Regions from separate parts of the Homo sapiens genome. Here region 2 is linked to region 1. The links are chromatin loops, found by intact Hi-C in ENCODE. Cell type or tissue: right lobe of liver. All regions are shown on one strand. Each heading gives the region's core, and the rest is flanking DNA. Links, peaks and the distances in the headings are about the cores only. Region 1 overlaps NLRP11 (NLR family pyrin domain containing 11). Region 2 overlaps EPN1 (epsin 1).

What was found. Peaks named below come from ENCODE experiments on the same cell type or tissue, not always from the same donor. Only the 100,000 strongest peaks of a DNase experiment are listed, where the experiment ranks them.
Region 2: it touches region 1 in a loop (2.4-fold over the local background); 6 of 110 quality-filtered maps call a loop at or near these places.

The regions. Positions count from the first base shown.
Region 1 is chr19:55,802,369-55,818,639 of GRCh38, forward strand. NLRP11 (NLR family pyrin domain containing 11) reads right to left here. Exons shown (of 10, transcript NM_001394894.2): 2 at 15,536-15,868; 3 at 6,401-7,970; 4 at 5,485-5,646. The coding sequence starts at 15,806. Among named protein-coding and RNA genes, the nearest start is that of NLRP11, 21 kb to the right of the region's middle. RefSeq lists enhancers at 7,135-7,429, 7,327-7,376. In right lobe of liver, for the core only: a CTCF peak has its summit at 7,284 (motif pointing left); a DNase peak (open chromatin) is centred at 7,243; H3K4me3 peaks cover 452 bases.
Region 2 is chr19:55,675,578-55,690,904 of GRCh38, forward strand. It overlaps EPN1 (epsin 1), which reads left to right. Exons shown (of 11, transcript NM_001130072.2): 2 at 2,950-3,278; 3 at 9,819-10,068; 4 at 13,293-13,417; 5 at 13,720-13,794; 6 at 14,290-14,373. The coding sequence starts at 3,051. Among named protein-coding and RNA genes, the nearest start is that of EPN1, 8.0 kb to the left of the region's middle. RefSeq lists a silencer at 2,126-2,420 and enhancers at 2,342-2,751, 5,216-5,716. In right lobe of liver, for the core only: no CTCF peak of the experiment used is centred there; DNase peaks (open chromatin) are centred at 8,264 and 8,614; H3K4me3 peaks cover 873 bases; H3K27ac peaks cover 4,742 bases.

The DNA of each region.
Region 1 (16,271 bases), core at 3,401-11,400:
TACACCAACGACAGCCAAGCTGAGAGCCAAATCGGAAATGTAATTCTATCCACAATTGCTCACAAAGAATACCTAGGAATACAGCTAACCAGAGAGGTGAAAGATCAAAAGGAGAATTACAAAACACTGCTCAAAGAGATCAGATGACACAAACAAATGGAAAAAACATTCCATGCTCATGGAGAGAAGAATCAATATTGTTAAAATGGCCATACTGCCCAAAGCAATTTACAGATTCAATGCTATTCCTATGAAATTACCAATGGCATTCTTCACAGAAACTAGAAGAACTATTTAAAGTTCATATAGAACAAAAAAAGAGCCCCAATACCCAAGACAATCAATCCTAAGCAAAAAGAACAAAGCTGGAGGCATCACGCTACCTGATTTCCAACTATACTATAGGGCTATGATAACCAAAACAGCATGGTACTGGTACAAAAACAGACACATAGACCAACAGAACAGAATAGAGAACCCAGAAATGAGGCCACACAACTACAACCGTCTGATCTTCAACAAAGCTGACAAAGACAAGCAGTGGAGAAAAGACTCCCTTTTCAATAAATGGTGCTGGGGTAACTGGCTAGTCATATGCAGAAGACTGAAACTGAATGCCTTCTTCACACCACATACAAAAACCAACTCAAGATGGATTACAGACAAAATGAAGTGCAAAACTATTAAAAACTTGGAGGCGCTGGGCACAGTGACTCATGCCTGTAATCCCAGCACTTTGGGAGACTCAGATGGGCAGATCACAAGGTCAGGAGTTCAAGACCAGCCTGGCCAACATAGTGAAACCCTGCCTCTACTAAAAACACAAAAATTAGCTGGGCGTGGTGGCGGGTGCCTGTAGTCTCAACTACTTGGGAGGCTGAGGCAGGAGAAGCACTTGAACCTGGGAGGCGGAGGTTGCAGTGAGCCGAGATCATGCCACTGTACTGGGGAACAGAGCAAGATTCCGTTATAAAAACAAAAACAAACAAAACAAAACAAAAACTAGGCAATACCATTCTGGACATAGGAATGGGCAAAGATTTCATCATGAAGATACCAAGAACAATTGCAACAAAAGCAAAAAATGACAAATGGGAAGTAATTAAACAGAAGTGCTTCTGTACAGCAAAAGAAACTATCAGAGCAAACAGTCAACCTGCAGAATGGGAGAAAACCTTTGCAAACAATGCATCTGACAAACGTCTAATACCCGCATCTATAAGGAACTTAAATTTACAAGAAAAAGATAACCTCATTAAAAAGTGGGCAAAGGGTATAACAGACAGTTTTCAGAAGGTGACATACATGCAGACAACAAGCATATGAAAACAAGCTCAATGTCACTGATCATTAGAGAAAAGCAAATCAAAACCACGAGATACCATCTTACACCAGTCAGAATGGCTACGATTTAAGAATCAAAAAATAACAGGCTGGGCGTGGAGGCTCATGCCTGTAATCCTAGCACTTTGGGAGGCCAAGGTGGGTGGATCACTTGAGGTCAGGAGTTTGAAACCAGTCTGGCCAACATGGTGAAACCCCGTCTCTACCAAAAATACAAAAAATTAGCCAGCTTGGTGGTGCATGTCTGTAATCCCAGCTACTCAGGAGGCTGAGGCAGAACAATCACTTGAACCTGGGAAGTGGAGGTTGCAGTGAGCCGAGATTGTGCCACTGCACCCTAGCCTGGGTGACAGAGCAAGACTCCACCTCGAAAAACAAATTATGTATATATATATATGTGTGTGTGTGTATAAATAAAACAGATGCTGGCAAGGATGTTCCCACTGTTGGTGGGAGTGTAAATTAATTCGACCATTGCGGAAAGCAGTGTAGTGATTCCTCAAAGAGCTAAAAGCAGAACTACCATTTGACCCAGCAATCCCATTACTGGGTATATACCCAAAGGAATACAAGTTATTCTACCAAAAAGATACATGCACATGAATGTTCAATGCAGCACTATTCACAATAGCAAAGACATGCAATCAACCTAATGCCTAGCAACAAGATTGGATAAACGTGATACATATATACCATGGAATACTATGCAGCCATAAAAAAGAGAGCATTTTTTTTTTTTGGCGGGGGCAGGAATATGGAGTTGGAGGCCATTATCCTTAGCAAACTATCACAGGAACAGAACCAAATACTGCATGTTCTCGCTTGTAAGAGGGAGCTAAATGATGAGAACTCATGGACCTGAAGAGGAGAACAACAGACACTGAGGTGTACTTGAGGGGAGGAGGGAGAGGATCAGGAAAAAATAAATGAGTACTAGGCTTAGTAGCTGGGCGTACAGTCTTATAGTCTATATACAAAATATGTACGTCAAACCTGTGACACAAGTTTACCTACATAAACAAACTTGCACATGTACCACTGAACCTGAAGTTAAAAAAATAACAATTCACGGCTGGGTGCGGTGGCTCACCCCTGTAATCTCAGCACTTTGGGAGGCCGAGACAGGTGGATCACGAGGTCAAGAAATCGAGACCATCCTGGCTAACATAGTGAAACCCTGTTTCTATTTAAAATACAAAAATTAGCCAGGCGTGGTGGCGTGCACCTCTAGTCCCAGCTACTCAGGAGGCTGAGACAGAAGAATCGCTTGAACCCTGCAGGTGGAGGTTGCAGTGAGCTGAGATCACGCACTGCACTCTAGCCTGGGTGACAGAGCAAGACGCTGACTCAAAAAATAATAACAAATAATTCACAATTTCATTGAGGAAAAAGAAGTTGTCCTAGAGTCCCACCACCACCACCGGCCCTCACCCCCAACCCCGGAAGAACATTTCTCATTACTCCCTTGGAGTTGCAGCAGGACATCAGGGCAACAGCTTTGGTCATTGTCTCTAAGGGCCACCTAGAGAAAAGAGTTAGGAATCTCCAACTCAACATTAAAGGAAAGAGACGGGAAGGGAAATGTGGAAGCTGGCCAACCCTTGGAGGATTGAGGATCCTATGGCAAATCCAGGCATAGAACACACGGGAAGCCCTTTTAATTTACTTCCCAGCCTATGTGGCGACTCGGTGGGAGACTGGATGTTTTCCATGTTGCCGTATTTTCAGAGTCCTTTACCTAGCAATTCTCCTGATCCCCATTTTACACAAACAACTTCTCTCCCAAGTCTTTGCCCCATGTTGCAACAAAACTGTTTAAGGTTTTGTTTTTTTTTTTAAATACACACAATGGAGTCTCACTCTGTCACCCAGGCTGGAGTGCAGTGCCACAATCTCAGCTCACCGTGGCCTGCGCCTCCCGGGTTTAAGCGATTCTCCTGCCTCAGCCTCCCAAGTAGCTGGGATTACAGTTGCATGCCGCCACACCCGGCTAATTTTTGTGTTTTTAGTAGAGATGGGGTTTCACCATGTTGGCCAGGCTGGTCTCGAACTCCCAACCTCAAGTGATCCACCCGCCTCAGCCTCTCAAAGTGCTGGGATTACAGGCATGAGCCACTGCACCCGCCCTAAAAGTCTTCAGTTCTCCTTTCATCATTTTCAATTAGGCTTTTCTGCTCTCACTACCCTTCCAGAACTGTTCTTGGCCAACAATGACTTCTACCTTGCTAATGTCATTGGCCAATTCTCAGTCTTCAGTCTCCTTGAATAAGGACTGCCATCTGACACAGTTGACCTTTCCTTCGTTGGGAAACTTGCCTCACTGGGATCCGAGGATACCACACCCTTTACTTTACCTTCTAGCCTAATGACCACTCCCTCAAAGGCCTTCGCTAGTTTCTGCTTTTCTCCCCAATCACTTTATGTTGGAGAACTCCGGGCATCAGTCTTTGGATCGTTTTGCTTCCTGAGCAACATTCCTATCCTTGGTGAACTCAGTCCTTGGCTTTAAATACACATTTGTGTTATACACATGTATACATGAACGACACCCACATTTTACCTTCAGTTCAGAAACATTACACACTGCTCTCTGGACACCTAATAGACATCACAGCTTTAGCTCAAACAACTTTAGACTGACCTTCCTCAGATTCTGGCTCTCGCCGTCATTTCCCAACTCAGTGGCAACTCTCACATGGCAGTTTTCAAAACAAAGATCTTGGGACAATTCTCTCTCCTAGTCTAGATTTAATCAAGGAATCATCCTTTGTCAACATATGCCCCGGAGTTCGCACCTCACCAACCTCTACTATTCACACCCTCAGAGGCACCATTGATTCTCACCTGGCAAATGCCAAGAAAAAGAGCCTCCTCTGAGCTTTCAGATTCTGCCCTATGCTCCCCGATTGGCCATTTTTAAACGCGGTATCCAGAATGAGCTTCTTAAAATGCAAGCTAAATTATGGCATCTCTGCTCAAAACCCCTCAAAATGCCTCACCTCACTCCAGAAAACCCAGTCCTGACACTGGTTTACAACACCATGATCATGCCATACATACTTGTGAGCCATCTCCGTAATACCCTTCCTGCCTCACACTGGTCTAAACATGTAGGTCTCTGAACTCAAAGCCTTTGTTTCATGGATCCCTCCCATCCCAGGGGATGACCAACAGTTTATCTGGCTCATTCTTTCACCTCATTCAAGTCTTTGCTCAAATCTCACTTTCTCTGTGGAACTTATTACTACAGCCTGTACCCTCCCACACCCCTAAATACCCACTTATGCACCCTGACCTTGCCATTCTTTTCCCCCCGTAACACCATTATCCTAAAATACTTTAAAATGCGTGTACTTATTATGTCTGCCTATATTCTGTCTCATCAGATAGCAAACAAGGAAATTTGTCTTTTTTCCCCCCATTGATATATCCTAGTGCTTAGACTAGCACCTCAAACAAAGTAGGCATTCTTCTTGAATGAAAATAAAGTTAACTCCTGGGCTTCCAGAATCCTAAGATCATATATGTTGATGTGTACTGAATATTTTAGTGCCATTTCCTATAGAGCTATTATAAACTCAGATAAATACTAATTTTCCCAGTGACTGTTTAGGCAAGTACAGCTGCTTTTCACCTGATTCTAACGCATTCTGTAGGAAAGAAACTGTTAGACTCCTACCCTGACCCATTTTTGCTTTCTTCCTTAGGATAAACCCACTTGTTACTATTTCTTCCTGATTCCAAGAGACTACTTTCCCAGTCCCCCTTTGTAGTTATATGAAGCCGTATGAAGACAAGGTAAACAGGCCAATGAGATGCAAGCAGAAGTGATACAAGAAAGAGTTTTGAAAAGACTCCATCAAGGAAGCTCCTGAAGCTTCTAGATAAACCTTTCCTTCTCCCTTCTGTTGCTTCCTGCCTTGAAGGCAGCCATGATGGCTGGGACCTCAGATGCTACTGTGGCCTAAGGTCATCTTTATCATAGACACACTAAAGATGGTTGAGAAGTACAGAAGGAGCCTAGGCCCTGATGAGCCTGACCTGAAAGTGTGTTTTGTATATTGTCTTCTCCCAGAGAAAGAAAAAGACCACCGTTATTCCTAGGGGAACCTCTAAGGCAGAGGTTGATATAGTACTTACTTGAGTGTGCGAAGTTTACAGCTAGAATGCTCCAGGGCTTTAGACAGAATCCTTTCTGAAATACCATTAAGGTCATTGTCAAAGATATGCAGCTCCCGGAGGCTCTCCATTGTATAAAAAAGAGAGCAGATCTCTCTCCAGTAGACAAGGCTCTTCATTTGACTACATAGAAGAAAAATTGAGTTTTCCAATGGAATCGATTCAACTCCAGCAATTTGTAAAACATGTAAATTAAAGTATGTTTTGAGAGTGCCTGTTGTCTGACTCAGATTTAATACCATGCAGCAAGAAATAAAGTAGGGTCAAACATGAATGAACAACACTCAGATCCATTAAAGTAGCTGGTGATTCCATATTCTGATAAGACACATCTGAGTGCAGGGCCTTTAAATGCGAGATTATTAAATATTTTTAAACTTCAATATTAAAAATCAATGTTGCATGTTTTGTGCTATCATGAATACTCCTATAATGTAACAATACAAGGTTTATTTCTTTTTAATCTATACAACAGATCTGAAGAAATTAGGTTAAACCACTGGTTTGCAATGAGGCAATTCTGCCGCTAAGCAGACATTTGGTGATGTATAAGATTTTTGTTGCTGTCACAAACGGGGAAAAGGGGACCCTACTGGCCACAGGAGAGACCAGAGATACTGCTAAACCTCTTACAATGTGCAAGATAGACCCCCACCACAAAGAATAGCTGGCCCAAAACTTCAACAGTGCTGAGGTTTAACTCAAACTTTGAGTTTAAACAGAAGCAGAGAGATTTAAGTCACTGGTCTAATTAGAAGCTAGATTGGAAGTCAAGTTCTTCATGGCCCCGAGTTTGTCTTGTTCTGGTCAACAAGCTCTAGAATTATGGGCAGGTCTTAGGAAGACAGGAAAGAGGATTTATTTTTTAAAGACTCACCTAGCAGTTGGCCTTATAAGTGGCTCTTTGTTTTGAAAGATGCGCTGAACACTCAACTTAAGTGTCCTCAGGTGACAGCAGTAATCCAGACAGTATAATGAGACCATCATATCCTTGTCTGATTGAAGGTAAACTGTAACCTCCATGAGAGCATCCACAATCGTCTTCACAAATTCTTCTTCCCGATTCTCATAGAGACAGTAAAACAAAGGCATATGGTGCGTCAACTTTTCCGGGTCACGGTCCAAATGTTTCATGTATCCCACCGAGTACCACTTGAAGCTGTCTACCATCGGTAGCTGGTATCCAAAGGATGTCTCAAGAATCTTTCTCCTGTTTGCATTTAGAAGACCAAAAATGAAAGTAAACACTTGATTAAAGTCAGAGTATTGTTCTCTCTTCTCTTTATACTCTCTGCTGCCTGAGGGGATCAGATAGTTGGGTACTGCCATCAGAAATGCAATGGCTGTACAAAACTCCTGGACGTTCAAGTGTATGAACTTGTAACGGTCTTTATGAGTGTTGCTCGGCAAAAGAATATTCGCGGCCTGCAACACAGAGACATCAGCCTCAGTAAACCCAACACATCTGAGGTCTTCACCACTGAAATTCAGGGTGCTCAGAAACAGTCCTCCTGCAGCCAGCAAACACAGACGTTTTAGGAGACCTAGGTGATACTGATTGGCAGTAAGTCCAGCCTCTGATGTCAACGCATCAGCAAGAAAGTGGGCATGTAGATCAGTGGGTGTTTGGCAGCAGAGCTGGAAGTCACGCCCCTTGTCCATCTGCCGCTTCAGGACAGTACACGTGATCCAGCATAAGATGGCGACTCGGCACAGACCCACGAGTATTTCATCCTCATGTACAAGCTGGAGGGCTGCCGACGCCCTCTGGCGGTCTTTAAAGAAAGAGTTAAAATATATCTCCCTCTTCCCATTCGACAGCTGCAAGGTCGTGCAGCAATCTACCTCTTTCAAGAACGTTTTTACATTATTCCCACGTGTGGGCCTTGAGGAGATGAGGAACCAGCAGCCTGGAGCCATTTTTCTCTTCAGCAAACTGACCAGGAGAACTGGAATGGGAACTTTCTGGGTGCTGTTACTACACAAAGCACTTTCATTGACATTTAACTCGAATCTTATGTTGTCCAAGTCCTCGAGGATGAAAAGGAGTTTCTTGGGATCAGACAGGATGTCTGCAATGGGAGCCTGGCCGTCAGGCCAGTCCTTGGCGATTAGCTCAGCCAAGCTGCTGTTGGTCATCTGGTTTATTTCGTGAGCAGTGAGGTGAACGACGTACGAGATCATGTTCTGCCACATCTCACCCTTGATCCACCTCAACACAGCCAGATTTATAACAATAGTTTTTCCAGATGCTCTCTCTCCCATCAGGAACACATTGAGATTGTTTGCTGAATAATAGCTGGTAGAATCATAGGCTAATTGAAGTATGTAGAACACATCTGACGAAACGTCACGAAAAAATTTATAATGAAATTTTCCAAAAGTGTGACTTTCCCATTGCAGCATGAATTTTCTCCTCATGACAGCTTTGCATGCCTCCTGATTGCCTAATCCAGCGAGTACAGGGCAGAAAATACAGAACAAAGATGAAAGTTCAAGATGTAAAAACAGTTTTAGCTTCTTTTCATGTTTACAGTAAAAATATAGTAGAAATTTTTACTTACTACTGCTTATCACAAAGATATAGGTACAAAGATATTTACCATCATGTTGCTTGTTTTTGAGATGGAGTTTTGCTCTTATTGCACAGGCTGGAGTGCAGTGGCACGAACTGGGCTCACTACAGCCTCCACCTCCCAGGTTCAAGCGATTCTCCTGCCTCAGCCTCCCAAGTAGCTAGGATTACAGGCGTGCACCACCACACCTGGCTAATTTTTTGTATTTTTAGTAGAGACAGGGTTTTGCCATGTTAGCCAGGCTGGTTTCGAACTCCTGGCCTCAGGTGATCCACCTGCCTTGGCTTCCCAATGTGCTGGGATTACAGGCATGAGCCACTGCGCCCGGCCCATATTGCTTTAAAGGAAAAAGGTTGAATAAAACCTATTCAACTCATACAGTGGAGTCGACAGATCTGTTTTAGCTTTGTTCTTTATCCTTCAAGGGCTTCCCTCTCATGTCTTGGCATCAAGAACATATTTCTTTCCTTTTTGGGGGTTCCTTAGCGTTTTAGGTAGCCTTCAATTATGTTTCATTTCATACCCAGTTTTTCCTTTGAGGCAATAACTCGAGTTCAGGGACTGTTTCCTGGTACGTATTCAGCTCAAAGTATCTATTACATCTTGGCCCATCAGTCATGAGTTACACGTTCATCTTCCCTTCTATTTTTTTGTTTATGCATATCATTACTGAAATCCTGATCATTTAATGAACTACTTAAGATAAATGAAATTGTATGGAATAAAGTTAAAATTTATCGTAAAGGGAGTCTTATTTCTTGAGAATACACAAGATTGCACTCCCACTGCAAAAACAAACAAAAATGTTAAGACATAAGTATAAAGCTGTCATAGAGGTATGATACAGAAATGATCCAAATAAGTGAATTCCTAGAGGGGGATGACTCCTTCCTTAGTGAGCAGATACTTGAAAATGTTTTTATCCCTGGGTAAGGGCAGGCAAAAGAGGGAGCCTGGCAGCATGGAAGAACTTTGATGGGATAAATAAAAGCCAATGATGAACAGCTGCAGCAGGGCTGGTGTGGTGGACCTGAATGTACTGGAATGTGGCACACTGGCTCCCCCCCAGTGGAGATGAGCCTGATGGATCAACGGGCCTGATCCCACCCTCTAGACTACCAGGGCTGCCTAGTTCCGACCTAGCACATCTCAACAGCCTGGCAGAGACAGGACTTTCTCCTTACTGTTTTTATCTATGACGTTTAGTATACAATAAAAAAATTGAGATTCAAAGAAGCAGAAAGCCATGGTGATGAGTATGGTTCATGATTATAAACCATGATTCATAATCAAGAAAAAAAAATCTTTGGAAGATGTCTATTTAGGTGTTTTTCTTTTTGCCAATTTATTGATTAGGTTATCTGTTTTCTTGTTATGCAGTTCCTTATATACTTTGGATATTAGTTCCGTATCATACATAGTTTACAAATATATTCTCCCAATCCAGGAGTCTCTTCACTCATTTCCCTTTGCCATTCAGAAGCTGTCCAGTTTCACACATGTACACACACACACACACACACACACACACGTAAGAGAATAAATATGTGAGATAATAGATTTGTTAGCTTCATGTCAACATTCCACAATGGAAGCATATCAAAACATCACATTGTCCCATATAAGTATGCATAACTATTTGTCAAAAGTAAAATTAAAAAAAAATGAATAGAAGCATATGTACGGATAACCCAGCTTTTGGAATTAGGAGGTAATTTTATAATAAGTTTCATATTATGCATATATCCCCATATATTAGGTATATAGAGTATAAGAATCAGATGGATGCTCTGTAACTTAAAATATACACTATGCAAAACAAAGAATTCATTGGAATGGCTGAATGGCAGATGGCACACACAGAAGAAAGGATGAGGGGGCACCAGCACAGATCAATAGAATTGGCCTAACAAGCACAGAGGAAAAACAATCACAAAACCAATCAGACCATCAGGGAACTGTGATACAATATCAAAGGACCAGTATAAAATACGTGTAATTACAGTCCCAAAAGGAGAGGGGATGAAAAGGTATTCAACATCACGAATCAGAAATGCAAATAAAAATCACGATGAGCTATTCCCTTCACACCTGTTAGAATGGATATTATCAAGAAGACAAACGGTAAGTGTGGGTGAAGATGTGGAGAAAAGGGAAGCCTTGTGCACGGTGTGTGGGGCTGTCAATTAGAGGAGTCATTACGAAAAATGATGTGGAGGTTCCTCAAAAAATGAAAAATAGAACTACCCTAGGACCCTGAAGCTCTTTCTTGAGAATCCTTTGTGGTCAGAAAAGCCTGTCAAGGACGTTTTTATTTTCTATAAACTTAGTTCAAAACCTTAAGTTTATTCTTCAGTCCATTTCTCCCTTGTCACCTTTTATGATGAGCAAAACCACCACCACCAGGCTGCATCTTTATTGTCCCCCTAAATCTCCTTATCTTCAAGTTAATAATGTGCATTTTCCACTGTTATTTCAGGAACAACCTTGCTAAACTTTCCACCAGTTCAGGTTCCCACCTGATAAAGTCCACTGAAGGTCAAAGGCATGTTGAAAACTTATTAAAATGGTAGAGGGTGGCCAGGCACAGCGACTCACACCTGTAATCACAGCACTTTGGGAGGCGAAGGCGGGCAGATCACCTGAGGTCAGGAGTTCGAGACCAGCCTGGCCAACATGCTGAAACCCCATCTCTACTAAAAATACAAAAATTAGCCCGGCATGGTGGCAGGCGCCTGTAATCCCAGCTACTCGGGAGGCTGAGACAGGAGAATCACTTGAACCAAGGAAGCAGAGGTTGCAGTGAGCCAAGATTGCACCACTGCACTCCAGCCTGGGAAAAAAAATTTTTTAAAGCAGAGGAAAGTTACAGGTCAAGTAGTTTCTTGACCTGTAGTTTCCTCTACCCTTTAATTACTTGACTTGTAGTTTCTTTCCCCACTGAAAATTTCAAGGCCCATCAGGCATCTACCAATTTCCTGTCCCAAATTCCAAAGCTCCATTTGAGTTTTGTTTTCCACTGGGAGCAGTCTATGTAAGTACTAAGACCTTTTGCAATTACTACTGCGATATGTCGAGCCATCCCAGAAGAGGTACTGGGTGAAGAAAGTGAAGAAAAGAAATCATATCTGATATTCTCTTAAATATCTGCAATTTGGAGAGAAGTAAACAGAGCAGGTGAGCATGTACCTCATGAGGAAGGGACAGCACAACAGTCTTGAGAATAAGATGATCAAGAGAAGCAGGAAGGATTTCTATTTTCTCAGGGCCCTGGGCAGAGGAGGAGGGGAAAGACATTGCAATGTCCATGGAAGTGAGAAACTCACTGAGTGGACTCAGCCCTGCTACTGACATTTAAAGGGTCACCATGGAGGACACAGCCATGGTCTCCAGGAAAGCCTTCTCTCAAACTTGGGTTCACTTCCCCCTCATTGAAACCCTCAGTAGATAGTGGTAAAAATGTAAAGGGTAATAAGAGATTACAACATGGCCTAGGAGGCATGTTCAGTAGACTTTACGCCAGACTGATATCAGTCTGTGGCCTGTTAGGGACTGGGCCCCACAGCCGATGGTGAGTGGTGAGTGACTGAGCACTCCTCTGTATTTACAGCCGCTCCCCATCGCTCACATTACCACCTGGGTTCTGCCTCCTGTCAGATCAGTGGGAGCATTGGATTCTCACAGAAGCGTGAACCCTATTGTGAACTGCACATAGGAGGGATATAGGTTGCACCCTCCTTATGAGAATCTAATGCCTGATGATCTGTCACTGCTTCCCATCACCCCCCAATGGGACTGTCTAGTGGCAGGAAAATGAGCTCAGGGCTCCCAGTGATTCTACATCATGGCGAGTTGTAGAATTATTTCATTATATATTACAATGTAATAGAAATAAAGTACATAATAAATGTAATACATTTGAATTATCCCCAAACCATCCATCTCCACCCCTTCTAGTCCATGGAAAAATTGTCTTCCGTGAAACTGGTGCCAAAAAGGTGCGGGACCACTGCTTTACACTATACCAGGACAAGCTATACATTTTGGACACAGTTGTCCATAAGCTTGAGCTAGATAAGAAAAGAGAAGTGAATGACAGGATAACCATGCAACTAAAAAAAAAATTACTAATTCTGGAAGAAAACACTCAAGGAAGGAAAACAAGTTTACCACCATGTCAAGGTACTTAAAGTGTAATTTTTAAAATATCTAAAATATGAAGTGAGGCATGGTTAGAGAAGATGGTAGACCAGAAGCTGGTAGTGTGCACCGCTCTCATGGAGAGAGAACAGAGCAGCAACACCAGCTTTTCAACTGGATTATCTAGGACACACGGGATTCATCAAGGAAGCCACACAACCCACGGAGAACAGAAGAGTGAGACAGGACAGCCACCAGCCCAGGACTGGCACACGGCCCAGGAAGGCTCCTGACCACAGGGAGATGGTGAGTGAGCAAGAGTCCCCACGGATTGTTATTTTACAGTGTATATCAAAACATCAAGTTGTACACCTTAAGTATACATAATTTGTATCTGTCAATTACATCACAATAAAGCCAGAAGCATGTAGGTATGGAAGGAAAAGGTCTAAGAAAAATGTATGGCCTCAAAATAGAGAACATAGACAGAAAGATCAAATTCAGGTTACAAAAAAAAATCCTTGTAATTATGGAGTATGTAAATATGGGTGACAAATGTTTTAAAAAGAACATTCATATGCACCCCTATTAAGCTTTTAAACTTTAAGGATAAAGAAATTATTCAGGAATTTAGCAAGAGGCTGGGCACGGTGGCTTATGCCTGTAGCCCCAGCACTTTGGGAGGCCGAGGCGGGCGGATCACCTGAGGTCAGGAGTTCAAGACCAGCCTGGCCAACATAGTGAAACCCCATCTCTACTAAAAACACAAAAATGAGCCGGGTGTGGTGGTGGGCACCCTTAATCCCAGCTACTCAGGAGGCTAAGTCAGGAGAATCACTCGAACCTAGGAGGTGGAGGTTGCAGTGAGCCGAGATTGTTCCATTGCATTCCAGCCTGGACAATGGAACAAGACTCCATCTCAAAAAAAAAAAAAAAAAGAATTTAGCAATAAACATGAAAAAGGAAAACAAATCTTAACAGGTTAACATTTCTCCAAACATATTCAGTGCCAGAAGACACAGAAGGAATTTATACAATATTAAAAAGGAGTGGCTGGAGAGTATTACGTCCAGTAAAGTTCCCATTTGTGTATAAAGACATGCAAAGAGTTTTAGACATAAAATTAAGGAGTTCACTAAGGAATTCACTCATGAATCCTTCTCAGAGGCAGAGATGGAGGAAGCAACAATGAAGTCCAGTTAACTAAGGCAATGAAATGAATTATTCATCACATCAGGGACAGGGGTATGTGATAAGCCAGGTATAGCTTTAAATATAGAAGAAGCCTAAACAAAAAGATACTTGTGATTGCCATCAATAGTCGAGGTTATGAGCCTTGACTCCATAAAGTATATATAAGCCATGGGTTGGAGGAGAATAGCAAAGGAAGGCCAGAAGCCTGTGAGTCATAACGATGAGTGAAGACATGCTATACTATTTAATTGGGAAGATACGAGTTTAACCAAGTAAATATTGTATAAAAGTTGTCTTCAATATTAGAGGAATTTGAGGACCAAACTACTTCTTCATTCTAAAGAAGATCTACTGTTCACCTATAAGACACATAGACTGAAAATAAGAGGGAGATATTCCATGCCATTGGAAGCCAAAGAAGAGGAGTAGCTATGCTTATATCAGACAAAACAGATTCCATGACAAAAACTATAATGAGACACAAAGAAGGTCATTATGTAATACAGGGGTTGATCTAGCAAGAGGATGTGACAACTGTAAATATATATGCATCCAACACTGGAGTCCTCAGTTTAGCTCTAATAATTGCTTTATGTAAGAGAGACTCTAACACAATTACAGCTGTAGACTTCAACATCCCATTTTAGTGTGGTATTCATGATCTTGGTAAGTTCTCTTAACCCCTCAGGTATTCAGGTTTTCAATTGGAATACATGATTTTATCTATTTTAGAGATGTTCGGGAGGGACTAAATGAGCCAATGATGACGACCTGCATAGGAGTGTACCCAAAATGTTAACCCTCCATGACGCTTACACAGAGTCCCCTACATTTCTGTAGCTGGGTCTTATGGTAGGAGCGTACCCGGTTGTTAACCCTCCATGATCTTTACACAGAGCCCCTACTTTTCTGTAGCTGGATCTTATGGTTCTAGGACAGAGCTCTCTGCTGGGAAATCTGCTCTAGCTCAAGTACTTTCTTTGAGTCTAATCCTTTGGCTGGCTACTTTCATATAAGCTGGTTTGCATAATAACAGAAAATAAAGGTAGGATCATAAAGCCACAAAATAGAACATGACCCATATCCAATCTATCCCTGGTCCTCATGTGATGTCCAGTTCTGAAGACTGGTTCTTTGGGGATGGAAAAGTCATGTATCAAAACCACCAAGCTAAACAATTCCATCAACAAGTGGACTAAGGACACAAATAGATGCTTCTCAAAAGAAGATACACAAATGGCCAGTATCTGATAGTCCTTGAAAAAATGAATATGAAAAAAATGCTCAACATCGCTAATGACCAGGGAAATGCAAATCAAAACCACAATGCAATCCCACCTTACTCCTGCAAGAATGGCCATGATAAAAAAAAATTTAAAAAATAGATGTTGGTATGGATGTGGTAAAAAGGGAACACTTTTACACTGCTGGTGGGAATGTAAACCACTATGAAAACCAGTGTGACTATTCCTTAAAGAACTAAAAGTAGAACGACCATTTGATCCAGCAATCCCACTACTGTGTATCTACCCAGAGGAAAACAAGTCATTATACAAAAACACATGCACACACATTTATAGTGGCACAATTCGCAATTGCAAAAATATGGAACCAGCCCAAATGCCCATCAATCAACAAGTGGATAAAGAAATTATGAACACACACACACACACACACAAATACTACTCAGTCATAAAGAGAAGCGAAATAATAGCATTTGCAGCAAGCTGGATGGGATTAGAGACCATTATTCTAAGTGAAGTAACTCGGGAGTGGAAAACCAAACATTGTATTTTCTCTTAAGTGGGAGCTAAGCTATGAGGATGCAAAGGCATAAGAATGATACATTGGACTACAGGGACTCGGCGGGAAGTGTGAGAGGGAGGTGAGGGATAAACGACTACACACTGGGTACAGTGTGCACTGCTCAGACGGTGGGGATGCCAAAGTTTTAGAAATCACCACTAAAGAACTTACTCATGTACTCAAATACCACCTGCTTCCCAGAAACCTATTTAGAAAAAAAAAAAAAAAAAGGCCCAACACCCAGCTTCCTGTGAAGTGCCCTGATTTCTGCCCACCCTTCTCGTGACCCCACTCACGGTTTCGTCTGCCAATGATCTTCCTACAAAGATCTTCCTTACGCATCATTGAAAATATGCTGAAGAGCATATTCCATATATACTGTCCCTCATAAGAGATTGGCAACACGTTAGCCAGTTCTTCTTTTGTCATCTGTATCAGTGGAAACTGTGGCAGTTTGAAATCAAGAATCTTGCGTGCCAGATACTTCTTAAAACTCTGAAATTCCTTGTCACTGAGATTCTCTAGATACCACAGCAGGTCAAAGTCAGTAGAATCCGATTCTGCCATCTTGCTTCTCCAGGGAAGGCAGACTTCAGAGAAGGGATTTTGAGGCACAAGAAATATGAGATCTAAAAATAGATGTGGAATCAGACAATCAAACCACACAGTAATGCCAATTCATCCAAAGCTAACATCCTAGACAATTCCTGTGGTGTGATAGAAGCTCCTTTCTGATAGGCCATCAACGATAAGTCTGAACTCTTTCTGTCTGGGTCAATGGCCTTGTCGACTGATCTTGGCAAATTTCTAGGTTCTGTTAAGGTGGAACATCAGTTGTGTTAAAAGGCAACATTCTTATGGTAAAAGTTATCCCTGATTAGCAAATAGCATATAGGTTGAGAATTGAGTATCATACAGAAACTTTGGAGGGGAGTGTTTCTTTTGAAATTGTCAACCCTATGCAGATTGGAAATCTAGACTTGTGGTCTCTTACAAGATATGCTGTTGTATATGAAACTCCTCTATGTTAGA
Region 2 (15,327 bases), core at 4,411-12,410, 130 kb before region 1:
ACTGCCCCCGTGTCGGTTGTCTGTGTCTGTCTCTCTCGTGTCTGTGTGTCTGTCAGCGTCTGTTTCCTGTGGGCCTCTGCCTGTGCCTGTTTCAGTGAACTTAGAAAAGGGTTTGGAGATAGGAGTGTGTTTGTGTGTCTGTCCCGGGTCTCTCTCTCCTCTGTCTGTCGTGTCTGTGTCTGTCAGGATTTGTTCGTGTCTCGTTGAGTTTCCGAGTCTTCTTTTCCCTAGGTGTCTCTAGCCCTTCCCTGCGGGCTTTTCTGCCTATGGTGCAAATCTTACCCCCGCCCCGTCTTCGCATCTGAGTTTTGCCCCCATACCTATCACCTCCAATCCTGAAGTTTCTTTCCAGGAGTCTGTTAACTTGATCTAGAATCTGCCCCTTTTCCCCAGTTTTCTGAGTCTCTGGTGTGATGGTGAAGAGCCCCAGCCTTGGATTCAGAAGCCCGGCTGCCTGCTAAGCTGTGTAATTGCCAGGTGATAGTCTCTGTGTCAAAACCTCAGTTTCCTAGTCGTAGGAAATCCATAGTTCGTAGGCATTCGTAGTTCCTACATCATAGGGTCCTTGTGCATGTAAGTTGAGGTGATGCTTGTAAAGTGCCTGACGGTATCTGACACATAGCAAGTGTGTAATTACTGGGAGCTCTGGTTTTTATTATTACAGTGCTTAGAGATTTTTACACAGTAAGTGTTAGATATCGGTCGGTTATTGGAGTACTCCTTGGAGAACTTTGCCATATCCTTTGTATTCTTTTTAATGTAAGAATTCTCTTTGAATCAATTTAATTTGAAATACAGTCTCATTCTAAGCAGTATCTGAGAAATCTCAGCTTTGATGTGCTAGTTGGGTAATTTTTTCTAATGCACGCCAAATAAGTACAGAGTATTAAGATAGTGCCTTTTCTGCCGCCACCCTTTTGGAAATGTTCTCTGTTTTTTCTCTGATAATAATAGCAGCCAGTGTTATTGAGCGCCTACTATCTGTGGGGCACAGAGCCAAGCACTGCATGTACCCATCTTATTTAATCAACAGGCCTACCAGGTAGGAATTCTTTCATTTCAGAGTTGAGCAAACTGTGTCTCAAGGAGGTGTGCGCTGCAGGTAGCTGATGTGGCCAGGATTTGAACCCACATTTTATATTCTTTGCCATTAGATTCCATTTTTCTTATCTCTTATTTCTCAGCGCCAGGTCTCTTTTTGTTTCTGGGCCTCTTTCTTCCTTGGCCTCCTGCCTCCCTGTCTTCCCATGTTCTTGTATCTGCTGCTGCCTGTGTTTTTCTCATTGTGTCTCTGCCTAGCTCCCTCTGCCCAGGTTTCTATGTGTCTCTTTCTGTCAGAACTGTCTTCTATTTCTTCTCAGTCCCCTTCTCTGCATTTGTTACATCATCTCTTCATCTTAATGTATTAGGCTGGGGCTGTTTTGGGACTCCAGAGAGTTACTTTTTAACTAGCTACATCTGTCTTCAGGTGCCTGGCTTTCTGGCCTGAGGTGGAAGCAGAGGCCAGCCTCTCTCCGTCATCCCTATCTCCCCTGGGCTTACATCATGGCGGGGCTTTGAAAATCTCCCTCTGTGGCTTCTTGGAGCCGCATAGATGGGTGATCAGAGCTGGCTCTGGAACCAGGCTGCTCCAGGAGTAAGGTGTGTGTCCCTGGGCAAGGGGCTGAACCTCTGTGTCTCAGTTTCCACCCTGTGAGGTGGCTATGAATCATGGGGTTGTTTCAAGGATTAACTGAGTTAATACATGTAAAGCACTTAAAACAGTGCCTGGCATGGGATAAGAGCAGTGCGAGTGTCTGCTGGTGTCATCATCATTTGCTTGACTCTCTTGTTTCTCGTCACCAGTCTCGGGATGGGTTAATTTAATTTAGGTTAATTTAAAAGTATGAGTTTTGGAGTTCAGGTGGGCCTCGGGTTGAGTCTGCCCTGCCATTCCTGGTGTGTGACCTTGGTTGAATTATTTAACTTCCAGGAGCCCAGTCTTTGCATGCAGTGTTGAAAAAGGTAATGTCCCTCTTGTGCTGAGCGAGCACCTGGCACACAGCAGGGACCCAGGCAGTGGGGCTGTTAGGTTCCTTATCTCTCCTGAGCCTTGGGCTTCCGCTATCCTTGGGACGTCTGGTCTTCTGGCTTCCCCGGTTCTTCCTGCCGCCCTGGGTTGGTTCCCTGCTCCTGCCTCTGTCTTTAATCCCTTCATCAGCCTTCTTTCCCATGTGTCCTTGTTTCTGCTGTGGATTCCTGCCCCCTCTGCCCTTGTTCCAGAGGTCTTTCCTGCCCTCCCTCTCCACTTCCTCCTTGCATGGTTTACTGAATGGTTTTTCTGGGCCAGCTTCTTTGCTGGGAAAAGCCACATGCAGACAGACATGTTCTCTGCCCCCATGGGGCCTGTGGGTTGACCTTAGCTACAGAATCAGACGAGAATATAAAATCATGAGGGAGACTGAGTTTACTGATGAGGCCCCAGGGATAGGTGACTGTGATGTTTGGGTGTGCACCTGGGAAGTGTAAGCAGAGCCCTTGGGGTGAGTGGATATCCCTGGATGAGGAAGAAGGAAGAGCGCATGGGCAGGACGGAGGGCCTCCTGATGCGCTGCCGGTGTTTACAGGGCGTCAGTTCTCTAGATGACCGCATGGAGCCCCATTTGACAGAAGAGAAAGCTGAGGTGCAAAAGATCCAGCCCGCCCAGGGTGGCCTTGCCAGGAAGTGCTGAGCCAGGTTGTGGGGCTGCGATCTGCCACTGCATATACTCTGCCTCACTGAGCAGGGGCCCCAGCAGGAAGGAGGCAGCCTGTTTGAGGAACTGAAACATGGATGGGGTTACTTTGAGACCTAGAGGTTAACAAGGGACAGAGCCTTCTGGGCCACAGTTAGGAACTCATCTTTGACCCTGAGGGCTCTGGGCAGGCCATGTCCCATTTGTGTTTCCAGAGGTCCTCTTCCCCTCGCAGATGCGGTGACCTGCCAGCACCTGCCGCAGCCTTCGTCCGGGAGTCGCCCCATCTCTCCACGCATCGGGGCCCTGTGCCCCTTGCTGCTGCAGCCGGGCACCATGTCGACCTCGTCCTTGAGGCGCCAGATGAAGAACATCGTCCACAACTACTCAGAGGCGGAGATCAAGGTTCGAGAGGCCACGAGCAATGACCCCTGGGGCCCATCCAGCTCCCTCATGTCAGAGATTGCCGACCTCACCTACAACGTTGTCGCCTTCTCGGAGATCATGAGCATGATCTGGAAGCGGCTCAATGACCATGGCAAGAACTGGCGTCACGTTTACAAGGTCAGCATCCTGCTCTCCTCCCCGGGCAGGTGCAGGGGCTCAGGTGGGAGGACAGGAGCCCGTGTTGTGCACCCTGCCTGGGATGGCATCCCGGTTCTCAAGAGGAACTGGAGAAGAGTAAAATCTCTCTTTTTGTTTAATGAAGGCAACGAATATAAGGCTAAGAAGTTTGGAGCCTTGTGGTTAAAATCTGTTTTTGAGTGAGTGGTGCGTACGTAAGATTCATGTGCTGAGGAGGCCTGAGAGGGCCCACGGTGCCCATCTCTTCTGTGTGCCCAGACACCCAGTTCCTTTCCTCACAGCAGCCAAGTTTCCGCTCTGGGCCCCATCTATGAATGCCTCTCAGGCAGGTGTGTGCTCCCCGTGGCACAGGCGATGCCACGCTGGGGATGAACGCTGTCGTGCCTGTGAGCAGGACTCAGCGACTGGGTTTTCAGTTTGCTGCTCTTGGGGTCCAGGGGCCTTGGCATCCCCACCTTTGGTCTTTGGTTACTGTGTTCCTCGTGTTACGGCAAAGTGGCCAAGGACATGGGCTGGGGCCGGGTTATACTCCCAGTGGCGGGATCTCAGGCTCGTCCCTGAATCTCCCTCTGTGAGGGCCCATGGAGCCGATTCACGTCTGACTTGGGGCAGGGGCTGGTGAGTGTTAGACTCCTGCTGTTGCGGTCCCGTCGGCAAGCATCTGCAGAAGGCCCGCTCTGGGTGTCTTGGTGCACCAGACCAACAAGGCCCCACCCTCATGCGCTTAGACCTGGGCCTGCTCTGGCGGAGGTCCCTGTCCTTGCTGATCTTTGAGACTTCTGCCTAGGTGAGGGTGGTTCCCTCCACTCACAGATGAGGAGGCTGAGGCCTGGAGCGTTGCAGCACTTACACATGGGAGCAGGGGTTGAGGCTCGTTTCCTGTGACTCGTTTTCATACCCATCCCGACACACCAGGATTGGGTTGAGTCATAGATTGAATCAGTTATTGGTCATTTATTGTGAAGGGCTGGGTGGCGTTTGTTTAGTTGAGAATCTTGGAAAACCCTGGAGGTGCAGGTGAGCCTCTCTGGAGGCAACGAGGAGGGATGGGGCTGGAGGGGTGGGTGTGCAGAGGGGATGAATCCAGAGGGGCCCCAGACGCACATCCTTCCTGGTCAGTGGCTGGGGTGATGCTGCTGGGGGCAGACACAGAGTGGCCTGTGGGCAGGGCTGGCAGGTGCCAAGGCCTGAGAGTCTGCTGGGGAGCATGTGGTGCTGGCAGCCAGGGTGGACGGCAGGACAGGGCAGTGCAGGAGAGGGGACGTGGCCTCCAGTGCCAGGCGGGGCTTGGGCTGCTTTACTGAGGTGTAATTTGCACACAGTGAAACCCAGCCTTTCGAGATAGAGTTCTCTGGATTCTGACAGATGCACATATTTCATAACTGTCATCACAGTCAAGGCATAGAAGGTTTTTGTCACCCCCAAGACCTCCCCTATGGTTTTTGCAGCCCCTCTGGGACTCTCCCCAGGCCTGGCTGTTCCTGCTGTATCCGCCATCCCTGCAGCATCTCTTGATTCTTGGGACTCTCCTTTCTATGATCCCCACAGCAGAGCCTGTAGGATCCCCAGCCCATGTGGCTGAGGACACGGGGTTCCCGCTCCACCCTGAACCACTGGTTCCTCATGCTGGGGTGGGGTTCAGCCTCAGTTCCCCGGGGGAGGGTTGATGGCGTCTGGAAACCTGCTTTGGTTGCTGCTTGTGCTGCCTGCTGGACACTGTCCTGAGAGCAGCTTTGTGAGGTCAGCACGTGTCACTGTTGTCCCTGCTGCGGCATGCGCCGATAGCTGAGCATAGGCACAGGGCAGGGGTCCAGGAGGGGGTCCCTGGGTCCACGTCTAGCCAGCGCCTCCCTTCCTGGCTGACCACTTCTATCCCGCAGTCCCCTTCTGGAAGTACGGGTGATGAGGACAACCCCACAGGCCCAGAGGCCCTGAGCCACTGTGAAGCTGCTACACCCCCTTTGGCCCTCTCCGGAGCCCTCTGTGCTGACCTGTTCTGGCATGAGGGCGAGTCCTCTTGCTTCTCACCATCCCTTCGCCACATGGTCTCATCTTGTCACTTCAGCCCCAGGTGGTGGGTTGTGCAGGAGCAGTCTTTCCACTTTGATGGATGGGGAAACTGAGGCCCAGAGACGGGGGAGGTGGCCTGCCGAGGCTCGTGGGGGAGCTGGGGCTTGGGCCCATCTGTTCAGAGCCCAGGCTGTCCCACCCTGTGGCCCTGCTGGCTGGCACTTTGTGGGCCTTATTGTCCCCGTGGAGAAGGAGGGTGAGCTGTGGGGGCCTTGCAGGCCTGGCTCTGCACGGCCTCCCTGCATGGCCTTGGGGGTGAGTATTGGTGAGTAAGGGCCGGCGTTTATTTGGTACCTTGTACGTGTAGCACACACAGGTTCTCATGAAATCCACGGTTACCCTGTAAAGGAAGTTCTTTTTCTCCTTTTCCTCTGTTTTCCAGATGAGGGAACTGAGACATAAAGGAGCTCAGCTCTACCTCGCAGGAGGTGGTAGAGCCAAGAGGAGCCCCGAGCCCACCCTCTGGGCCCTGCACTGCCACCTCACTTCTGAGGAATGCAGGGTCTCAGTCTTGGCTTTAAACCAGGGGTCAGCAAAGTACAGCCCACTGGTGAAATCCCACTCACAGCCTGTGTTTGTAAATAAAGTTTTATTGGAACACAGCCAGGCCCATTCATCTGTGGCTGTGAAGTAGTTGAGACAGAGAGTATATGGCCTGAAAAACTGAAATGTTTTTCATCTGGCTCCTTACAGAAATGTTTGCTGATCCCTGTTTTAAACTTTATTTCTGCATTGCAGGATGTCCTTGATAAAGCTGTCTTTAACATTAAGAAGGACTATCATTTTATGCAGTTGCCCACTGCTTTTTGGTTGTTTTCAGAAAAGCAAAGGAGAAATAATGACTTATTTTGCAAACTTTTTTTTTTTTTAACTTTTTTAGAGACAAAGTGTTGCTCTGTAGCCCAGGCTGGAATCCAGCAGTACAGTCATAGCTCACTGAGCCTTGACCTCCTGGGCTCCAAGCATGGTTGAGGAATAGCTGGGACCACAGGCACACACCACCATGCCCGGCTAATTTTAAGATATTTTAAATTTTTTTGTAGAGATGGCAGTCTCACTGTGTTGCCCAGGCTGGTCTTGAACTCCTGGGCTCAAGCGATCCTCTTGCCTTGGCTTCCCAAAGGGCTGGGATTATAGTCATGAGCCACTACACCTGGCCCACTTGCTCACTTCTAAAATAAGGTTTTAAATTTTTCATTAAGAAGTTGTATACTAAGCACATCATGAATGTATAACACAGCTGTTACGCATGTGGACACCTGTGTAGCCTTCACCTAGAGGGAGGTAGAGGATGCATTCAGCCTTCCAGGTTTCCTCAGGAGACCTGTCTCCCACAGCACCGTGTCTGATTTCTGTCTGCCAAGACTGTTCTTGAGCTTTATATATGTGGAGTCACACGCGTGGTCTTTTGTGTCTGGCTTCTTTTGCTCACCATCACCATCAGGTCAGCAAGGTTGACCGTGCTGTTGCATAAAGCAGTTGTTCATTTATTTTGAGAAAGTCTCACTGTTGCCCAGGCTGGAGTGCGTTGACATGTTCTCGGCTCACTGTAGCCTCTGCCTCCCGGGCTTAAGCAATCCTCCTGCCACAGCCTCCCAAGTAGCAGGGATGACACGCATGTGCCACCACGCCTAGCTAATTTTTTGTTATTTTATTTATTTATTTTTTTAGAGCTGGGGTTTTGCCATGTCACCCACGATGGTCTTGAACTCCTGGACTCAAGCGATCCACCGACTTTAGCCTCTCAAAGCACTGGGGTTACAGGATTTTGCCACTGCACCCGATTTTATATATTTATTTAATTATTGTTTCTTATTTATTTATTTATGAGACGGAGTCTCGCTGTGTTGCCCAGGCTGGAGTGCAGTGGCACCACCTCGGCTCACTGCAACTTCTGCCTCCCAGGTTCAAGCAATTCTCCTGCCTTAGCCTCCCGAGTAGCTGGGATTACAGGTACTTGCCACCACGCCTGGCTAATTTTTGTATTTTTAGTAGAGATGGGGTTTCACCATATTGGCCAGGCTGGTCTCGAACTTCTGACCTCGTGATCCGCCCGCCTTGGCCTCCCAAAGTGCTGGGATTACAGGTGTGAGCCACCGCGCCCAGCCTGTTTTTTGTTTTTTCTTGAAATGGAGTTTCGCTCTTGTTGCCCAAGCTGGAGTGCAGTGGTGCTATCTTGGCTCACTGCAACCTCTGCCTCCCAAGATCAAGCGATTCTCCTGCCTCAGCCTCCTGAGTAGCTGGGATTACAGGCGCATGCCACAATGCCTGGCTAATTTTTTGTATTTTTAGTAGAGATGGTGTTTCACCATGTTGGCCAGGCTGGTCTCAAACTCCTGACCTTGTGATCTGCCCGCCTTGGCCTCTCAAAATGGTAAGATTATAGGTGGGAGCCACCATGCCCGGCCTTATTTATTTATTTTTAAATGGAGTCTCACTCTGTCTCCCAGGCTGGAGTACAGTGGCGTGCTCTTGGCTCACTATCACCTCTGCCTCCCTGATCCACGGGATCCTCCCACCTCAGCCTCCTGAGTAGCTGGGATTACAGGTGTGCACCGCCACACCTGGCCAGTTGTTTTGTGTTTTTAGTAGAAACAGGTTTCATCATGTTGGCCAGGCTGGTCTCGAACCCCTGACCTCGGGTGGTCCACCTGCCTCAGCCTCCCATAGTGCCGGGATTATAGGCGTGAGCCACCACACCTGGCCTCATTTCTCTTTTATTTCAGTGTATGTGGTAGTCCCGCTGTGTGAGCGTGCCATAGTTGATGTATGCATTTCACTGTGCGTGGGTATTCGCACTATTTCCTGCTTCACAATCTTTTTAGCTGCGATACCAAAGTCCAGAGAGCTCTGGAAACGAAAGTGTTTCATGATCCGTTCGGCACAAAGTCTGACCCAGACTGAAGTGAGGTCGTTCACATGGTGTCTGTTGGTCCCACAGTAGTGTGGCTGTTGGCACGACTCTGCCCAGCGCGTTCTCTTATGTGTTGTATGTGCGTTATTTTCCTGGTCTGAACTCAGGAAAATTCTGAATTCCAAAACACAAGGGCCCCAGGAGTTGTGGACCTGGGACTGCCTCTTGGCTTGGGGTGTGATCAGGCATAGCAATGGCTTACCTGCTTTCCTTTCTTTCGTGTAAATACCTTGAGGGCCGGTTAAAGACTAATCTCTGATTACACTGTAAATACTGTTAACACACCTTTGAAAGGCCTTGCCAGAGCTAGGTCCAGCTGCCTCAGAGGGTGAGGAGATATGAATGGCCCTGGCATCTTTCCTGGCAGATTTCTCCTTGGTTCAGACGGAGCTTAGCTGTGATAGCTGACTCTTCCCCTAGGAGCCCTGGGTGGGTTTCTGTGGCTCTGTGAAGGCCCTGGAATCCCCTGCAGAATCAAAGTTGTGCCTTTTTTTGAGGTCAGTGACCAAGACACCCCCTGCAGAGCCTTAAGGGGGCCATGACTCCTCAAGCCCAGGACTTGAGCCTGAGCTAGGGAGAGCCTCAGAGACCTTGGTCCCCCCGCCCCCACTATTAATTTCAACTTGTTGAAAGGGAGTTTGTTTTCGTATTATAAAATACAAACATACCAAAGGGTGCAGATTGAACGATAATGTTCCCTCCGCCCTGTCCTTTTGCTCCTGGTGGTGTGGAACCTGGGTGCCCCTCCCAAGAGAGCCCGGGCCTACACAGGCCCTTGCGTGGATCTCTTCCCTTCTTGCAGAGGTGATAAACTACTGCTCCAGGCTGTTAGTACCAGCGTGAGGTTTTACAGTCAGAAATACACATTTCAAACTAGTACTAAGACCCCCTTCATTGTGATTTAACTAATGTGGTTTTCTTGGCCATGTTACTTTAGATTTTAGTTGTAAAGAAATAGACAGGGCTCCAGGATGCCAGGCGATGCCCATGGCGGCTGTGGTGCCTGTAGCTGCCATTTCCTCTTTTATTTGGATTGAGATGGAGCTCCTACACTGTGCAGCCCCCTTCATATCGCACAGTTCAGTGGCCTTCGGCCCATTCACAGTGCTGGGCGACCACCTCTGTCCAGCTCCAGAACGTCTTCATTGCCCCAGAAGGAAAACCCATAGCCTTCAGGTGGTCCCTCTCCATCCCTCCCTCCACCCCTGGCAACCCACAATCCACTCCGTCTCTCTGGATTTGCCCATTCTGGATGATTCACGTCGATGGAACCGTAGGCTGTGTGGCGTTCTGTGCTGGCGTCTGTCGCTGAGCGCAGTACCTCCGCGGCTGGTCCCCGTCACAGCGTGGGTCTGTGTTCATTCCTTTGCATGGCCGTGTCGTATTCTGTGGGGACAGATGTGTGTCCACCCACTGGCGACAGGTGGGTTGTGGGCCTTGCGCCCAGTCGGCCGCCCCAGAGCCCGCGTCGCAGGCAGTCTCTGGCCCGCCTTGTGCCCGGCGTGCTGACCGGGCATCCCCGTGCCCGCTCGCAGGCCATGACGCTGATGGAGTACCTCATCAAGACCGGCTCGGAGCGCGTGTCGCAGCAGTGCAAGGAGAACATGTACGCCGTGCAGACGCTGAAGGACTTCCAGTACGTGGACCGCGACGGCAAGGACCAGGGCGTGAACGTGCGTGAGAAAGCTAAGCAGCTGGTGGCCCTGCTGCGCGACGAGGACCGGCTGCGGGAAGAGCGGGCGCACGCGCTCAAGACCAAGGAAAAGCTGGCACAGACCGCCACGGGTGAGTCCCTCCCTGCGGCCCCTGACGGCCTAGAGTCTGTCCTCCGCCTACTGCGGCTCCCGGCACCCGGCCGCCCACTGCTTTCTCTCCCAGCCAGGAGGGACCGCGGCATCCCCCTTTGCTTCTCCTCACCTGGGCCCCTTGCTCTGGTCTCACTTGGGCCCTTTTTTTCCCTTAGCACCTCCCATGCAGCAGCTCTGGGACCCTTCCTGCCTCTTGCCTCGTGCCCCAGGGCAGGCCTAGAATTGGGAACTTTTATTCCGCTCCCCCATAGGCTCAGGGCCTGAGGGTGATCAGTGCTGGGGACAGGGCTCTGAGGGGACACGCACAGTGACCCCCGAGGGTGCTGTCCTTCTCTCTGCGCTGAGATGAGGGGAACATCGGAGAGGCAGAGGGGGGCCTGGAAGAGGCACAGAAGGAAGGCCAGAGCCAGGGCCTGCAGGTTGCACCAGGCATCTGGGCCTGTGTTAGGAGCCTTGACAGTGCCTTCTGGAGGTGGAGGACTCAGTCTGGTGGGTGGTGACCAGCACCGAAAACAAAACTTGAAATAGTGCATCCCACATCGTCAAGCCAAGATCTGTCCCACGAAACATTTCCAGTTATGTGATGGGTGTGTGGGTCTCGGACTGTTCCAGGAAGTGTGGTCTGTGTTGGTCGGGGGCTCACAGCCGTGAAGAGGCTAGTCCGGCTGCTCAGGACTGGGAGGGAGGCTGGAGAATGTCTGCCAGGCTCTTCTGCTCTCCAGGAAGAGTGGAGGTGCCTCAGTTAGTGGGGATACGTGGGATGGGGAGGGGCTGCTAGAGCACTGCCCTGGAGGTGGAGGTGGGTCAGCCAGGCCGGTGCAGACAGGAGGAAGGGCCTGTGGCCCTCGTGGGGTCCGGCTCGAGGGACTGGACTTGTTTGGGGAAGTCTAGGCCTTCTGTTTGGACGGGTCTCATTTGGGATCACCTTTCAGCACCCACGGGGAGACATGGGTGTGACGGGGTGTGTGCGACCCTGCCTGGGACTCCAGAGTAGGGACCCACGAGCCAGTAGATGGGCGTGAACGCAGAGAGAGAGTGAAGTGGAGGGAAGGAAGCCGGTGTGGCGTGGGAGTGCTCAGAGCCAGGGACAACAGGAGGGAGTGTAGGCGGCAGAGAGGGGCTGGTCAGCTCGAGGCAGGCAGGCAGGCAGGTGGGTGGCGGGGTTGGGGTGGACGGAGGAGGGACATTGGCAGTAGCTCGGAGGAGAGTGGGAGCCTCAGGTAAGAGGCCTGAGGGTGGGACATCCTGGCTCGGGGGTCGTCAGACTTTGTGCAAGGCCAGAGCTAATGTCCTCTGCGTTGCTGGCCACGCCTTCCCATCCTAGCTGCCTGGCCCCGTCCGCTGGCGGTTGCTGGGAAGCAGCTGCACCCCTCCGACACTCACCAAGGTCTCCGAAATTTGAATTTTATGTAGTTTTCACGTGTCTTTTTTAAGACTTTTAAGTTGTTATTTAATTTTTTAAGGGTACTCTGAATTTTCGCCCATCTTGGTGCATTCTTTTCATTTCTTCCAACCATTGAAAAATGTAAAGGCCTTTCTTAGACCTTCTCAGGCCAGCTGTGGCTGCCACTGTGGTGTGCTGGCCCCTGTCTTGGAGTGAGTTGTGTGGAGGGCTGTGGCTGGGGAGGAGGATGGGGGCAGCTAGGGAGTGAGCCCTGAGACCCTCAGTGGGCAGGGAAGGGCCTGTGGTCCCCGGGCAGCACCGAGGCTGGGTGCTCTGGTGATGGGAAGGCCCGGGTGTTGCTGGCTGGGTGCCAGTATTACCTGTGATGTGGGAGGTGGGGCCCTCAGGGCTGCTGGGCATTGGATTTAGCCACCACCAGGCTGGGGGGTTAGGGGCATGTGCAAGGTAGAGGTTGGGCAATGGGGTGTAGATTCCCAGCACTCACCTCTGAGAGTCCCTAGAGCTTAGGAGGAAGTCACAGGGGCAGGGAAGAGCAGGAGGGGCCACAGGGGTGTGGTCCTCCCTGTGCGCTGGCCTCACCTGTGCCCCACGCTGCCCTTCCATCTGCCCATCCCCTCAGAAGGCCGCTTACCCACCCAAGTCCGTCAATCCCTGCTGGTTCTCTCGTCCTTTCCTCACTCATAACCCCAGATGGTCACCCTTCGGCCCCGCTCTGCCACCCACATGCTCCCTGGAGCATCCCATGCACCCAGCCCTGCTGGGCACACCACACGGGGGCCAGCCTGGGGGCCCCTGGACCCGGTGCAGGTGGGGCCGCCAGACAGCTGCCTGCTGCGGCTCCGGGCAAGGGGAGCCAGGGCCTGCTCGTCAGGGAGAGGCCTGGGCCTGGGGAGTGGGTTGGGTGGGGACACAAGTACAGGACACAGGTGCAAGGCGGCGTCTTGGAGCTGGAGCAGACAGAACTTGCTGACCAGTGCACAGTGGTTGGGAGGGCGGGGCAGGAGAGGCAGGGTCCGCCCTGGGGCTTTGGAGGCTGGGGCAATGGCCCTGTGCTCGGCGGGCCTAGGGCCTGGTTGGAGCCTGTCCTCTGCACTGTGGAGGGGGGCAAGGGTCCACAGGCCTTGGGGGTGGAGAGAACAGTGTCAGGACAGAGTTTGAGGGTAGGCGGGGTTGCTGAGAGGATGCTGCAGTGGAGGCCGGGGATATCTCAGCAGCCTCCTGGAGGGTCCGGCCCTGCCTTCCTGTGTCCTCTCTCTCCCTTCCCCTCCTGCTCTTGGAACCAAGGGCTCCTCGCTAGCCCACTCCCTAACCCCGACTAGGCCTTGGATCCCGCTGTCTCAATGGATGCTGTTCTCCCCTCTGAATTCCAGTTGTTCCCTGCCAGAGCTACCATTCTCAACAAGCCCTGGAAACAGGCCTGGGAAACCTGGGAGGAAGGACCTCCCATCCCCCAGGGGCCCAGGGACAGACCCCAGGCACGCGGAGAGTCCTGGTGGTGGCAGGGCTCAGAGGTTGCTGGGGTTCCCCACCTGCTTATCAGACTGACTTTTGCTCTGGTCCTTCCCTGATGCCTGGCCCCTCCCGTGGGTGGGGCTGCCTGCATCCCCACCCTTCCTCCTCTGAGCACCTGGCGTCTGGTCTCCGCCTCTCAGTCCTAGTCTTGGCCTGCAGAGGTTGTAGGGTGGGGGACTTGGGGGGTGGGGTTGGACACAGAAGCCCCCGTCTGTCTAGGCTATGGGGTTTCCTGTCTCTCGTTCCCTGGTCTGGGTCTCACGCGTTTCTCACCCGCCCTCCAGCCTCATCAGCAGCTGTGGGCTCAGGCCCCCCTCCCGAGGCGGAGCAGGCGTGGCCGCAGAGCAGCGGGGAGGAGGAGCTGCAGCTCCAGCTGGCCCTGGCCATGAGCAAGGAGGAGGCCGACCAGGTACTGGGCGTGCAGCTGGGGCTGTCTGTCCGCCACCCGCCTCCACGCCTCACTTCAGGCTCCCTCCCAGCCAGGCGTGGGCCTGGCCCTCACTGTCGCTGCTCCACATGCTGTCACTCGTCTCCTCCCCAGTCCTGCCTCATCCTCACCCCGCCGTCCCTCTGCGTGTCACTCTCTGCCTGTCCCTCACTGGTTCAGGGACCCCCAGCCCTCTCTTTCTTCGGCTCTATCTGACCCTGGCTCTGCCTCTGACTCTGCCTCTGGCCCCTCCCGTCATGCCCCTCACACTCTCTCTCCCCCAGCCCCCGTCCTGCGGCCCCGAGGACGACGCCCAGCTCCAGCTGGCCCTTAGTTTGAGCCGAGAAGAGCATGATAAGGTCAGAGCAGCCTCCCTGTCCCTGCCCCTGCCAGGGGCTCCCCTCAGACCAGCCCCGTCGCCCCTTCCTAAGTCACCCCCCACCATCCTGCTGGGCCCGAAGCCCACAGGCTCACGCGTGTTGAAACCTCAGTACCTTCAGCCGTAGGATGTAGGACCACAAGTCAGACAGAGCCTGGGTGGTGGCCAGCACAGCTGTGCCAAGGTTGCTCGGGTGACCAGGGTCCCTTCCTCCCCCCAACGCAGGAGATACCACCGAGGCGGGTGCCCGTCCTCCCCGGGTGCGCCAGCACAGCACCCCACTCCCCTTATCCCCTGTCCCGCCTGACCTTTGACCCAGGTGCCCCATCCCCATTTCATACATTGTCCGCATCCCATCGAATCCTTCAGCCGCTTTCGTTGGGGTGGGAGGGGTTGCTGGGGCTTCCAGGCTGAGGTGGCATCTGCCCGTGGCTCACGTTCTCATGTCTCCCTGGTCGTGCCCGTGCCCCAACAGGAGGAGCGGATCCGTCGCGGGGATGACCTGCGGCTGCAGATGGCAATCGAGGAGAGCAAGAGGGAGACTGGGGGCAAGGAGGAGGTGAGCGGGGCTTGTTCTGCCCTCCCTGGCCCCTGCAGGTGTCCGTCCGTCCCATCGCTCATTCCTGCGTGGCCAGGTCCCTGGAGCAGAGACTGAAACACAAGGTCCTGGAGCTGGGCACCGGGTTTCCAGGCTTGGTCGGCCTCTCTGTGCCTCTCCCTCCCTGCTGGGCTGAGGCCGGTGACTGACCAGGCTGCCCTGCGGCCACCTCCTGTGGTCAGCGCTGGCCATCCCCCTTCGGGCTGAGCACCGTGAGGGCCACCACCGGCCGCCACAGCTGAATGGGGAGGCCCAGAATAGGCCAACAGCCTGGCATGGCCACAGGGAGGAGGGTGCAGGGCTCGCCCCATCTGTCACACTTTGTCGGGCACCTCCTTGGTGCCAGGCCGTGTGCTGCACACCCAGGGCCTGTTGGTGAGCGAGGAGGCATGGTCCCGCCCTCGCGAACACTGTTTCTGTGGCGTCCCCATGCTCTGCAGCTGAGTAGCAAACCCTCCCACAACCTTGTGCTTCCAGGTCACGCTTCAGTACTTCCCTGTGACGGGCCCGCTGGCTGGTTGTTTCGTGTCATGGCTGAGGTCACTCATGCCTCTGGGCCCGGGGTGTCCGCACTGGCCTTGCCCTCCAGCCTCCTCCCCTGGCCTCTCCCTGGTTACTAGTCTGTCCTGAGTGTCCTCATAGCACAGTAGCTGCTGCTGCTGCCGCCCCCCAGGACAAGCTCGTCGGGCTGGGTTGGAGTTGCCTCGTCAGCCTGTGCACTGCTATTGGTCTCAGCAGGTCCTGAGGCCAGCCCAAGTTTGAGGGGTGGGGACAAGGCCTCCTCTCCATGGGAGGCGGCAGACAGCTTGTGGCCATAAGTGATCAGGCACAGTGGGACTTTCTTGGTAGACGGAAAGCCTCTTTAGGTTGGCCTCGGCCAGGGGGTCTCTATCAGTGTCCACCACAGCCCAGTGA